Linked DNA regions of Homo sapiens: region 1 is linked to region 2. The links are chromatin contacts, found by Hi-C in ENCODE. All regions are on one chromosome and are shown on one strand. The core of a region is the stretch at or near the end of the contact, and the rest is flanking DNA. Distances in the headings are between cores, read along the strand shown. Region 1 holds the start of LNPK (lunapark, ER junction formation factor). Region 2 holds the start of DCAF17 (DDB1 and CUL4 associated factor 17).

Evidence for each region. A loop is a pair of places that touch in the nucleus more often than their neighbours do. Pooled maps may share reads with other maps.
Region 1: a pooled map shows a loop between it and region 2 (19-fold over the local background). The contact joins the promoter of LNPK here to the promoter of DCAF17 in region 2. A Hi-C loop is called at or near these places in 5 of 50 pooled maps.

The regions. Positions count from the first base shown.
Region 1 is chr2:176,000,112-176,007,198 of GRCh38, forward strand. LNPK (lunapark, ER junction formation factor) reads right to left here and starts at 2,156. Exons shown (of 13, transcript NM_030650.3): 1 at 2,049-2,156. RefSeq lists an enhancer at 2,350-2,569.
Region 2 is chr2:171,432,804-171,439,326 of GRCh38, forward strand. DCAF17 (DDB1 and CUL4 associated factor 17) reads left to right here and starts at 1,423. Exons shown (of 14, transcript NM_025000.4): 1 at 1,423-1,900; 2 at 2,280-2,383. The coding sequence starts at 1,775. It overlaps METTL8 (methyltransferase 8, tRNA N3-cytidine), which reads right to left and starts at 1,187. Exons shown (of 10, transcript NM_001321154.2): 1 at 1,080-1,187. RefSeq lists enhancers at 421-590, 568-1,128, 801-870, 1,690-2,249 and a silencer at 1,181-2,090.

The sequences.
Region 1 (7,087 bases), core at 906-3,405, 4.6 Mb after region 2:
TTTCTACTAATGGCTATTTACACTCAGGTTTGGGTGTCAGAATTTTAAATCTTGGGAAATGTTTTTCTTAAATTTTCACCTCACTCCAAGACACATTAAAATAATGCAATAAAATAGATCTGGATTCAAAATATGGCTCAACCACATACTAGCTATGCAATCTTGAGCAGATTACTTAAACTCTGCACGCCTCAGTTATTGCATTTGCAAAATGGTAAAAATATCTACACTTCATAGAATTGTTGTATAAATTAAATGAAATTATGTATCATTTGGCACAGTGTCCGACACATAGTAGTAACTGCTTAATTGTAGCCATTATTATTACCAGAAAACACATGTATTTATATGAAACACATTTCTAACTTCTTATAAAGAAAGCACCTATTTCATAATTCTAAAATTGGAAAATTATATTAGTTTGTATTTTTACAAAAATAGATTGCTCTCATTTTCTCTAGTATAAGAAATAGAGCAAAAAATTCTGTAGACTCTGCCATTAAATAACCTTGTAGGTCTTTGAAGGAAACAGCAAAGGAAGTTCTATGTTTATCAAATTCCAAAGTTAAGTATAAGCTATTTAATCACCATCAACAGTACCTCCATAACATATTATACTATACAATTGAAGAGTAAAGGTGATTTATTCTAGAATTCTAACTTTCAAATGTCCTAACTGAAAAGACAATTCTGAAATAGCCCAAGCCACATTTATTGCTCCTCAAAAAGAATTTTAATGAAAAGTACACCTCTATTATATATTAAGCACTCTTAATATATAATGATTAGTGCTTGCTTTCATGGTAAGTCAATTTTCATCTGAACTAAATACCACCAAAAAATTACTATTTGATTATAAATGTTTCTATGTGAAGTCATATATTTTTAATAGCCATATAACTTCTCCTTTTCTTGTATTTTCTTGTTTATATAACATATAAACACTATATAAGTTTACTAACATCATTACTGAGCTGATCTCAATAGATAACAGACAACCTTAAAATTCTAATTTAAACGCACCACTCCTGTTTAAGAAAATGTGTTAAAAGTCAACTTGGTCTTCTGGGGGCTGCTGAGGAAAAGAAATGAGCATTCCCTGCCAGTTTGAACATATTCCTGAAACCAAGCTTACTCACACCCACCAAACCGCTGTTGAATAGAGTCAATTTTGTCAATGCTGACACCCAGGCCATAAAGAAAGGAGGAAACAGTAGACACCGAGCAACACACACCGGAGGCCAACTGGGAAAAGCAGAACACGGAAAACTCAGTGATTCACGGGTCTTGCTTAGTACTGTGAAAGCACCATCAGCAAAGCTGAGTTGACCAATTTCAACTCTTTCTCAATCCGTAAACTATGAACTGACGGAATTTAGATTTGTTTTTCTCCTCCTACCACGCCTCTGATACAATGCACCTTCGCCCTTCCCCTCCACCCCACAGCCCACCATCCCTGAAATAAGGACAATGGTTGGAGAGTCTCTTCTCTAAGTAGCACGTACTCCACGCCCACACGCTAGAGCCCGGCAGCATGACACTGACAGTTTTCAGTCCCTTCTGGTCTTTCTAACTCTTGGAGCCTCCGCACAACTCAGAAAGAGAAGCGGAGAGAACGCTCAAAGCGGACAGCTGAGCGTAGGAAATGCTAGTTTGGGACCTTCTGACCTCTTTGCCCCACCTGTGTCGAGATAAGCTCGACACAAGTGGGCCAAAGAGCTGGGGCTCAAGCCAGTCACCACCCGGAATCTCCTAGAACCGAGCTGGAGAAACTACCAGCCCTAGAGGGGAAACAAGGGTTTCAAGACTCCAGCGCCACCACTGCCAGTGTGCTGGGAAATCCAGGGAACAAGGCGGCGAGCCTGGGTCTGCGCGGACCACCGCGCAGCCTGACTAGCAGCCGCCGCAGAGCTCTAGGCCACTTGGCAGGAGGCGGGGGCACCAAGGAGAGGCAAGCGGGGAACCCGCAGCTTATTTCCCAGGGGCACAGCTCAGCATGCCTCCCCGCTGCAGAGCCCTCCCAACTGCCCTCGCCTTGAGCGTTCTACCTGCAAGAAGCGGGCGCAGCCCGGCCCGGGCGTCCACCCCCGCCAGTCTCGGCCGCCACCGCCCAGCCTGCCTCCAGAGCAGGCAGCAGCCGCCACTGACAGAGAGACAAGCCGGGCCAACTCCTTCCCATGAAACCCCGCGCTCCAGCCGCTCGCCAATTGGCGCCGCGGTCGGCGCGCGCCGCTCCCCCGTCACGTGACCGTACCCTGGGCGGGTAGTTGTTGGGGCGGGTCGGCCGGGAGGTTAGGATCTTGTGTTTGTGGCCTCCGCAGCCAGCTTAGGCTGCTCGGTGTCGTGTCGCAGTTATGTACTGCCATTTATTATGACTCTTAGAATATAGTTATTTCTTACTCTTCCGCTGCCTCCTTTGCTTTTAAAGCCTGTTCTGCCAAGTCTCGCTGGAGAAGGAAACCCCTGAAACTGGTCCTGGTGGTCTCAGACCGCCGCGCGAGCGAAGAGTGGGGAGGACAAAGGTTGGGGAGTTGAGAAGGATGGAGATGGGTGCATCTGGAAGGGAGTCCGTCCTGAGGAGTCCCCCATCAGCTGTCAGCCAGCCAGCAGCAAAGCAAATTAAGACTACACAGCTCCGAAGAAGCCAGTTCCCAACCAAGCCAGTGGAGAAAAGTCAGCCCGGTCCCCAGGAGTGCTTGAGGCTCTGTCACTCTTGGACGTCAAAAAGGGTCATTTGATGACTGGACGCTTACCTCACCGGTGTGAGGTAAGCTTCAAACGCCGTATCATGTTGCTTTAAAACCTGCGGGTAACAGCATAAGCTGAGTTTTCTATCTTAGAACTCTTAACCCCAAGAACACTCTTCACAGGCCCTGATAGGTGGACCCACAAAAAAACCACTCAGGCTATATTTGACTCGGATTTGAAACGCTGCCGAAACGGTATTAAGTGTCCTCCTCAACTGGAAAAGACAAATAACAAATGATGCCTGAATGAGAAAAAGACTAGACGTGCACACAGTAATGTGTGAGCAGGGAAACTTCAGCGAAGGTTTTTATCATGCTTTACCCCTTTTACATGCTTTACCCCATGTGCAAACATTTTTCATGGGTTTTTTTCTATTTTTTATTTATTTTTATTCTATTTTTTTATTTATACACAAAAAAGTTTCAATGATTTTTTAAAGAGTAATAGTTTTAATATGTTACATTTAAACTTTGACGATGCAAACAGGTTGTCAAGAGAAGCAACTGAGCATTGTTTGGTTGGTAAGAAAATTTATTATACTAGAAGCTACCGCATAATTCACTGTGCAATTTGCTTGCCCTAATTGCCTAAATATTTAGTTACAGTTCTGTACACTTGCAAGGATGAGGGGAAGGGAACTGAAGTTTAGCGTGTCACTGTGGATCAGGCACTTTCCAAATGTAGAAGAAAATGAACAGAAACATTTCACCTGTTTTGATGTGGAAATTTAACCGTTTTGTTTTTCAACCTTTGCTGTTGCAAAGTATTAAAGTCCTGTGCAGTTTTGCAAATATATCTCACCGCAGAAAGATCTCCTTTCCTAAGAAGACTGGGAAGAACGGCTTTCCACTTGCCAGTAATGTGTCCTCTGGTTTCAATTGAGCCATCAGTGTCTGTACTCCAGCCTGGGCTACCAAGCGATACCCCACCTCTGAAAAAAGGGTAGCAAGGGGACAGAGAAGAGCTGTCTGGATACACGAGATTCCAAAAACCTAATCCTGAGATAAAATTCCCTAGGGAATTGCTCTACCGAGAGTAGAGATTTGACCTGGAAAGAGAAGGGAGAGAAGTATTTAATCATTAACTCTTTTAATCCTCCCAACAACCTTTTTAGTATCATTTTTCAAATGAGGAAACTGAAATGTAGAAAGATTATGTACACTGTTGAAGGTAACACTAAGCCACTGCCTCCTTCATATCAAGAATAGTTGTTCATCGAGCAAATAAAGTGAGGGAAAGACATTACAAGCAGAGAAATCAACATACACACTATTGTGGCTGGACTTCAGGCTACAGGGTGGTTCCAAATATTTATTGACAAGGCCCTGTGTTACGTGCTGAGGATACAGAGATAAATAAACCAGCTGTCCTAAAGCCGCTGACACTAGTGAGAGAAACCTTAAAAAAAATACAATGCAGACTAAATAAGTGCTGTGATAGAGGCTAATGTTCACGGTATTGGAAAATGATAAGAAAACAGCAGCCGGAGAGAATGTGAGAAAGCCAGTGAAGGTGCTGCTTTAGCAGAGTCCAAATGTCAAGAGTTATCCCCTACTAACCCTGAAATTGTTCTGGGATAGGGTCTAAAGAATGAAATCCAAAGAACAACAGAGAAGAACACCAGAGAATACTTGGAGAGAGGAAACAAATTGCTCTAACCAATGGAGTTTTAAATGGTCTAGTTTAAAATAGGTTGAATTTACCTAGGTGTTATGAGAACTTAAGAACTTACATAAGTGGCATTCATTGGTATGGTCAAAGAGGTTAGGTAAGGCTTCTTTGAGGAAGTCACACCAGAATGGAGATCCAAAAGATGAGAAACTGAAAAAGGGAGAGTGGGAAACAGAGGGAATATCATGTGTAAAGCCTTTTTGTCAGAAGGGAACACTGCAAGCCTGAGGGACTGAAAGGAGGCTATTGTGGCTAGAGCCTAGGTTGCAGGGAGAAAGTGCACCAGTTTGAAGCTGGAGACCAGATTAAGCAGAGTCTTATTGGCCATATTAAGAACTGTAATCTTAAGAGAAAAAGGGAGGGGGAGGGCATTTGACATGATTGGATCTGTGTTTTGAAAAGATCATTCCAGCTGCAGTGTGGGAACACAAGCAGAGCCAGCACTGGACTAATTAAATCTATGAGTGGTGTTAGTGTTGGTAGGCATGCAAGTGGCTTGGGGTAGGAACAAGGAGATGGACAGAAGTGGGGGAAATGGAACAATAGGAAGTAAAGTGGAAGGTCTTGGTGATGGATTCAAATATCATGGGGTGGGATGGGGACTGAGGGAGAGGGAGGAGTCAGATAACTCAGAATTTCTAGCAGACCCAGTGGGTGGATAGTAATGCCATCATTGAGATATGGAGGACACTGGAAGAGAGCCAGGTTTGGGGGAAGAGGGTAATTTCAATTTGAACACGTTAAGTTTAAGATATTTTTGTGACTTCAAGGGAAGATGTAAACATTGGAATCTTTAGGTCTGCAGCACTGGGCTGGAGAAAAAAATATATATTACCATTTGCAATTTTTTGTTTTCTGCAGGGTACTTATTTTTTCAAAATACATATGTCTTTATTGTAAATAAGATGTTTTGTTTTTAAACATATTTAGACGCACTTGAACCCAGGAGCCAGAGGGTTGCAGTGAGCTGAGATGTCACCATTGCACTCCAACCTGGGCAACAAGAGCAAAACTCAGTCTCAAAAAATAAATAAAAATATATTGAGAACAGAATTTTAAACTAGAGCAGTTTCCCAGACTTCTCTGAGAGTCACCAGTGTCCCTTATCAAAAACTCAAATTCTCAGGCCCATCCCCTAGAGATTCTGATTTCACTTGTCTGGTATAGGGGGCCTGGAAATGTGGATTTTTTGACAAATGCCACTGGAGATTCTTCTTATTGCTGAGTTTCTCTGGGAAGTGGTATGCCAGTGCCAGAGGCTACCTGCATAAGAGTCACCACAGTGCTTATTGAAATATAGATTCTCGGGCCCTGCAGACTAAATCTATAGGGATAGAAGGGTTGTGAGGAATGGAAAAAGGAACATGGTACCATGTCAGGTGGTCCAAGACCTCACCCTTCATCTTTGACAGAGATGTTCTGCGCGTCCCACTGGGCAGCCCAGAGGAAAGTGGATGTCCCTTGCTGGGTGATGCGTATTTAGGCAGCAGGCAGCCCTCACAGTCTGCAATGATAACAGCTCTTAACCTAGGCCTTCTGCCCTGTCCACTGACATGGCACTCAGCCCACTTAGATAGTCTCTTTTTCCACCATTCTTATCAAGGCCCATTGTTCCCTCCTGGCCCCCAAATCTTTTTCAATGTTATTTCCAGCACCCTGTCTTTTTACTCCTGGTTCAGGTGTTTTTCAGCCAATCTCTGTGGCCAGAGCTGGGAGAGAAATTGGGTCAAATGCTATGTTTCAGTCTTGACAAGGCTTTTTTGTTCTTGAGAACCGACTTTGGAAGTGTTTTTAAAGACTGAGCTGTGTCAGGGAGGAAAAACTTTTCCTCTGCGCTCTCTTGTTTCCTCTTTGGGGGCCTGCAAATTAAAACAACAAAGATAGCAAGAGAAAAAAGACATTTAATTACATATGTACACACACACAGAGAGAGGGAGAAAGAAAGAGAAATTCACAAATAACTGACCCTAGGTGGTTAGAATTTAGAGCTTATATACCATCTTAATAGGGGACAAAGAAGGGCAGAGAGGCCCTTCTAGGAGAGTAAATGACTTCTTCAAAGGAAGTGAGGGAGAGACAAAGCATTTAGAGAAAACAAAACACTTTTTGGAAAGATAAATGGACTTTTAGGAGAATAGATGGAAGATACGATAGTTTTGTAGCAATGTCTGGGTGTGGTGCAGATGTCTCCTCAGAGAAGAAAATATTAGAATTGCTCCCCAGGAGGGGATTTATTACAATTGAGGTCTTTTGGGAGGCTTTACTTTTAGGCACATAAGGGATTTCAGGAACTCAAGTCCTTCAGCTCAAAATAACTTTTATGCCATGGTAGCTTATTCTGAACCCCTTCAATTATTTGTTCTTGTAGTCTTGCTGTAGCAATCCCAAGTCTCTTTGAGACACTGTAGATGCTTTGGAATAGAGGAAGAATCAGAACATATGAAGAAAAGAAATGATTAGAATGATTTGTTGGTGATGGCAAGCATACAGAAAAGTTTCTAAAACTGAAGTATACTATTGAGCACGATAACACACTCATGTAACCCCATATGGGCCAAAGTAGAACATTCAACACTCCAAAAGGCCCCAATGTGCTCCTTCCCTTATAACCTTCAAGTGCCTAGAGATGGCCACATCATGATTATTACCATATTTACTTTCTTGTTTT
Region 2 (6,523 bases), core at 173-2,672:
GGAAACTGACTGTAAGCAAAATGACATATAACAAAACCATTTTTACCATAGGCCAATTGATATAAACAAAAGTTAAGTTCCTATAACATATTTCTGGTCACAAAAACATCACCAAACTCCTAAATACAAACCAAAACACTTCTAATATTAAACATTGAAATAAATGGGAGCTATACATACATTTAAGGAAGATTAATAAAAACAAGTAAGATAGTTATTTACCTAATTATTCCAGTTCAGGGTCGAGGGTGGCTGAAGCCTATCCCCTCAGCTCAGGGTGCAAGGTGGGAACCAACCCTTGGACACGACGACATTCCATCGCAGGGAGCACTCACACTCACACTCAGACAGGAAACACAGACAAGGCCAATTCATCCAGCCTGCACTGAGATGTGGGAGGCAGTACCCTGGGGTACCTGGTGAAAACCCATGCAGACGTGGGGAGAAGGGGCAAGATCCACACAAACAGTAGCCCCGGTAGGAAATTATTATTTTTTCTCATCAAGTTATACAAAATGACACTGAACGAAAAAATGCGATTCAAGGACCTGCTGTACTGTACTTTTTGCTCTGCCAGTCAGGTGCGATCGCTGGCTTTCTTTGAGCACCTATGAACAAGAGGTAGCATGCCCAAGTCCACGTGGGAGATACAGCGGCCCCACCCTTAAGGGACTTAGAGCATGGCGGTGGGACACATGTGGTGCAAGCTTGCTGAAAGTTTAGTGTGCTGGGAACTTTGAACATACAGGCAGGGCTAGTTAACAAAGTATATCTTTTACTTAGAGACATCGACGAGGAATATCTTAGGCCGTCCAATAAGAATGTAAGCATTTCATATTTTATTCCCTATAAAGAAAAAAGAATGGAGGCGAGAGGAAATGAAATGAAGCAATTATCGCAAAACCAGTCAGTGTCCCCGCAGGCCACCCAAGGACAAGCCTCCGGGAAAGAGTAACTCAATCCCAGTTTGGAGGGTGAAACTAAGAGTGAATGGGAAGCCAGCATCTTCCTAATACAAAAGCACAGTTTACCGTCCCCCTCAGCCAACATGCGGCTGAAGGGAAAGCCGCGGGGCGTACCTTTAGCACGGGACGCTGCTTTGGGGGGATCGCCCTCGACACAGCGCCCCTCCCGGCACCTGGCCAGAACCTCCCAGGGCGAAGGTCGGGGCCGAGAAGCTTGTGAGTACCGGGGCAGTGAGGGAGGGATCCCTAAGTGCAGGGCGCACACACGGGGCGGAGACCTGGAGGCGGCAGCACCGCGCCCCCAGGGCTCTGCCCAGCTAGCCACTCGCAGCACAGAGAAGCGCGCCCGCAAGACAGCGCAGCCTCCGCGGGCCGGAGGAGGCGGGGCCGCGGCAGGCAGAGGCAGGGCCGGGCAAGCCCTCGCTCCCCGCCGCCTGACGGGAATTGTAGTTCCTGGGAGAAGCCGGGCTGCCTCACGAGGCACTAGGAACTACATTTCCCGGTGAGAGAGCGGCTCCGGCCGGCCGCGCGGTACCGGAGCGTCGCACTGTCAGCGGCCAGAGAGCCTGGGGCAGATCGAAAAGGGAGTGCTTCTTCCCTTCTCTCCGCGCTCTGGCGGTGCAAGCGGCTCTGCTTTCCCTCGCCCCGCCGTCGGGTGCTCCCTGCCCGCCTCCCCGTGTCAGCTTTCCCTGGGCCCCGCCGGGAAAGTCTGGGCCTCGAAATTCGAAGGCAGCGGCGGCTGCCCAGCACGGGAGTGTGGGGCGCGCCACTCGGCGGCCCAGCCTACCCAGGGCCCGGCCCGCGCCTCCATGGGCCCGACCCGGAAGCCCAACGTGTGCAGCCGGCTGAGTCGCCGGGCGCTGGGCTGCTTCTCGCGCGACGCAGGCGTGGTGCAGAGGACCAACCTGGGCATCCTGCGGGCGCTGGTGTGCCAGGTGACCGCCAGCCGGCCGGGGCGGGACGGAGGGCCGCGGGCGCGCGGCGGCCGAGCCTCCTGCGGGGATGCGGTTTTAACGCGCTGGGGCCTCCCTTTATAGGGTCACATGTGATGGGGAGGAGGATACAAGCCCGGAATCTGGGATAGGTGGTAATAGGGCCACCAGCTGCTTTTAGTTTTACGCTTCTTATGTCTTACCTGGAAACAATTATTCTAAAAGTTGGTCACCTCATTAAGCCAAAACATGAGGGCAGAGTGGAGGAAGGATGCAAAAAGTTTTAAAATAATATAGGTGACATTATGTTGCTTTGAAAATTTAAAATCTAACTTAAAGCCTAAGAGTTCTTTCCTGAACGGAAATTCTTTATGTCTTTTAGGAAAGTACTAAATTTAAGAATGTCTGGACAACTCATTCCAGGTCACCTATAGCCTATGAGAGAGGAAGAATATATTTTGACAATTATCGGCGCTGTGTCAGCAGGTAACTTTTTATTGATAATTTTGCTGTAATTCACCTCACTGTTGATCTTAACTATAATTTGTATAGAACCACATGCCTACATTAGTGCCTAGTGAAATAGAATGAAAAAAATGGGTCCGAAATAAGACTAGGCAGTAAAAAATGCATGTAATTTTAAAATCTTGTTAAATCTAAAGTTGCAGGTGTCATTTTTGTAAATACCAACTTAAAGCAAAACTACAGTGCAGGCAAAACCACAGATTGTTCAGAGTACTGTTTAGTGTTTAGTCTACTTATACCACAGTCAAGAAATCCAGTTGCCAATCAAATAATTAGATGCTGCTTTGGAGAATTGATGGATTGTGTTTTGGAAGTACTTGCCTTTTTTTTTTTTTTTTAGAGAAATTTTTTCAAACAAAAGCCTAGTATTTAGAGATCCAAAATGTTTAACAGTCAGCCTCATCCACAACTGTCCAACATGAGGGGGGAAGGAAAGCCACAATGCATCCCCATATACTCATTACCCAGATTCAAAAACTATCAAGATTTGCCACATTTGCTTTATCTAACCCACTTTTCCTTTTGCATGACCTCTTTTAAAGCATATTCTAAACATACATCAGTTTGCATTTTTAAAAAAATGAGCTTTTTTTATAGGCTTTATTAGGATATAATTCACATACCATATATTTACCCATTTAAAGTGTACAGTTCAATAATATTTAATGCATTCACAGATACATGTAATCACTACCACAGTTAATTTTAGAGCATTTTCATCACTTCAAAACAGAACCATGTACCTTTAAGCAGTCACCTCAGTACCACCATTACCCTCAGCCCTAAGCAACCACTAGTCTGTTTTCTGTCTGTAGATTCACCTATTCTGTACTTTTCATATAAATGGAATCATATAATATATGGTCTTTTGTAACTGGCTTTTTCACTTTGCGTGTTTTCAAGGTTCATCCATGTTGTCACATGCATCAGAATTCCTTTATAAAGTTGAATAATATTGCATTGTATCAATTACCACATTTTACGTATCCGTTTATCAGTTGTTAGACATTGGTGTTTCTACCTTTTAGCTATTATAAATAATGCTGCTATAAACATTTCCATGTAAGTTTTTATGTGGGCATTTATTTTCACTTCTCCTAGATTATACCTAGGAATGGAATTGGTAGGTCATAAGATTATACTGTAACTGCGTTTAATAGTTAGAAGAACTGCCATACACTTTTCTAAAGTGGTAGTACCATTTTATGTTCCCATAAGCAGTATATGAGGGTTCTGATTTTTCCACATTCTTGTCAACACTTGATGTGTGACTCACAGCATCTCACTGTGGTTTTGATTCCATTTTCCTGATGACTAGTGATGTCAGGCATCTTTTCTTGTGCATATTAGCCATTTGTATGTTATTCTTTGGAGAAATGTTTGGTTAGATATTTTGCCCACTTGTAAATTTTTTTTTTTTTTTTTACAAAAATCCTTACATATTTTAGATACAAGTCCCTTATCAGATATATGATTTCAAATACTTTCTCCCATTGTGTAGATTGTCTTTTTACTTTCCTGATGTTATTGTTTGAAACAGAGAGGTTAATTTTTTTTTTTTTTTTTGAGACAGAGTTTTGCTCTTGTTGCCCAGGCTGGAGTGCAATGGCGTGATCTCGGCTCACTGCAGTCTCCACCTTCCGGGTTCAGGTGATTCTCCTGCCTCAGCCTCCCGAGTAGCTGGGACTACAGGCATGCGCCACCACGCCTGGCTAATTTTGTATTTTTGGTAGAGACCGGGTTTCTCCATGTTGGTCAGGCTGGTCTCGAACGCCCAGCTTCAGGTGATCCGGCCACCTCGGCCTCCCAAAGTGCTGGGATTACAGGCATGAGCCACCGCGTCCAGCCACAGAGAGGTTAATTTTGATGAAGTCCAATTTATCTAAATTTTTTTCATTACTCATGCTTTTGGTGCCATATCTAAGAATCCATTGCAAAATTTGAGGTCATTAAGATTTGCTCCTAGGTTTTTTTCTAAAGGGTTTATAGTTTTAGCTCATATTTAGGTGGTTGATCCACTTTGAGTTAATTTTAGTATAGGGTATAAGGTAGGTATCCAACTCCATTTTTTTTAACATGCAGCTATACATTTGTCCTAGCACCATTTATTAGAAAGACTTTTCTTTCTTCATTGCAAGGCCTTGCCACCCTTGTCAAAAATCAATTGACCATAGACACTTTTGGATTTATTTCCGGACGTTCAAGTCTGTTCCACTGATCTGTATGTCTGTCCTTATGTCAATACCACATTGTCTTGATCACTGCTGCTGTGTTATTTCTTCTTTAAATGCTTGGTGGAATTAACCATTGAAAGCATCTGGGCTTGGCACTTTCTGTTTTGGTAGGTTGTTCATTATTGATTACATTTCTTTAATAGATACAGACTTATTCAAGTTATCTAATTCTCCTTGGGTAAATTTTGATAGATGGTGTCTTTCAAGGAATTCATCTAAGTTATCCAAACTTGTGAGCCTAGACTTATTCATAATATTTCTTTATTATTGTTTTAACGTCCATGAGATCGGTAGTGATAGCCACTCTTTAATTTCTCATATTAGTAATCAATTTTGTTGACCTTTTCAAAAAAACAGCTTTTGGTTTTGTTGATTTTCTCTATTGATTTTTGGTTTTCAATTTTACTACTTTCTGAGCTAATTTTTGTTATTTCTTTGCTTACTTTGGATTTAATTTGCTCTTCTTTTACTAGTTTCCTAAGGTAGAAACTTAGATTACGATTTGAAGTCTTTCTCCTTTTCTGCATATGCACTTACTGCTATACCTTTTCCTCTAAGCATTGTTTTTGTTGCATCCCACAAATGTTGATACGTTGTATGTGCATTTTCATTTAGTTCAGAATATTTTTAAATTTCTCCTGGGACTTCTTTGACCCATGTGTTATTTAGATGTGTGTTGTTCACTCTCCAAATATATTGGGATTTTCCAGTTATCATTGTTTTATTGATTTGTGGTTTAATACCACTATGACCCAAGAGCATACTTTATATTAGTTCTAGTCTTTTAAATTTGTTAAGGTGTCTTTTATGGCTCAGAATGTGGTCTACCTTGGTGAACGTTTCGTGTAAGCTTGAGAAGAATGTGTATTCTGCTGTCGTTGGATGAGATATTCTGTTTGATCCAGTTGACTGATGGTACCTTTCAGTTTAAGTATATGCATAATTACTAACTTTCTGCCAGCTGGATGTGTTAATTACTGATGGGTATTGAAATCTCTATAATAGTGAGTGGATTTATCTATTTCTCCTTGCATTTCTATCCGTGTTTGCCACATTGTGTTTTGATACTCTGTTGTTAGATGCATATGTATTAAATATTGTTATGCCTTCTTGGAGAATTGACACCTTTTTCATTATCTTATGCCCACTTAATCCCTGGTAATGTTCCTTGCCAAATTCGACTTTGTCTGAAATTAGTATAGCTACTCCAGCTTTCTTTTGTTTAGTGTTTACACATTGTATCTTTTGCCATTCCTTTACTTTTAATCTATCTGTGCCTTTTTTTTTCCCCCCCAAAGTCAGGGTCTGGCTGTGTCTCCCAGGCTGGAGTGCAGTGGCACAATCATAGCTCACTGTAACACCAAACTCCTGGACTGAAGCAATCCGACCATCTCAGCCTCCCAAGTAGCTAGGACTATAGGCATGTGGCTATTTTTAAAACAATTTTTTTAGAGATAGGGGTCTCAGTCGTGCTGTGTTGCCCAAGCTGATCTCATACTCCTGACCTCAAGTAGTCCTCCCACCTCAGCCTCTGCTGAGGATTACAGACACGAGCCACCAGAACACTTTAGGTATTTATGTCTCTCTCTGCTTGCTCTTATGCTCTCTGAAGAGAAATCCAAATTAATTCTTATTGTTCCCCTATATAGTTAAGGTGCTTTTTTTTCATCTGGCTTCTTTCAAGATTTTCTCTTCACTTTTGATTTTCTGCAGTTTGAATATGCTTCCCAGATTTGGGGCTTGGTATCTGTCAGTTTTGGAAAATTCTCAGCCATTATTACTTCAAATATTTATTTTTCTCTTTTTCTTCCTTCTGGTATTCCCATTATGTGGATGTTATACCTTCTCCAATTTTCCTGTAATACTT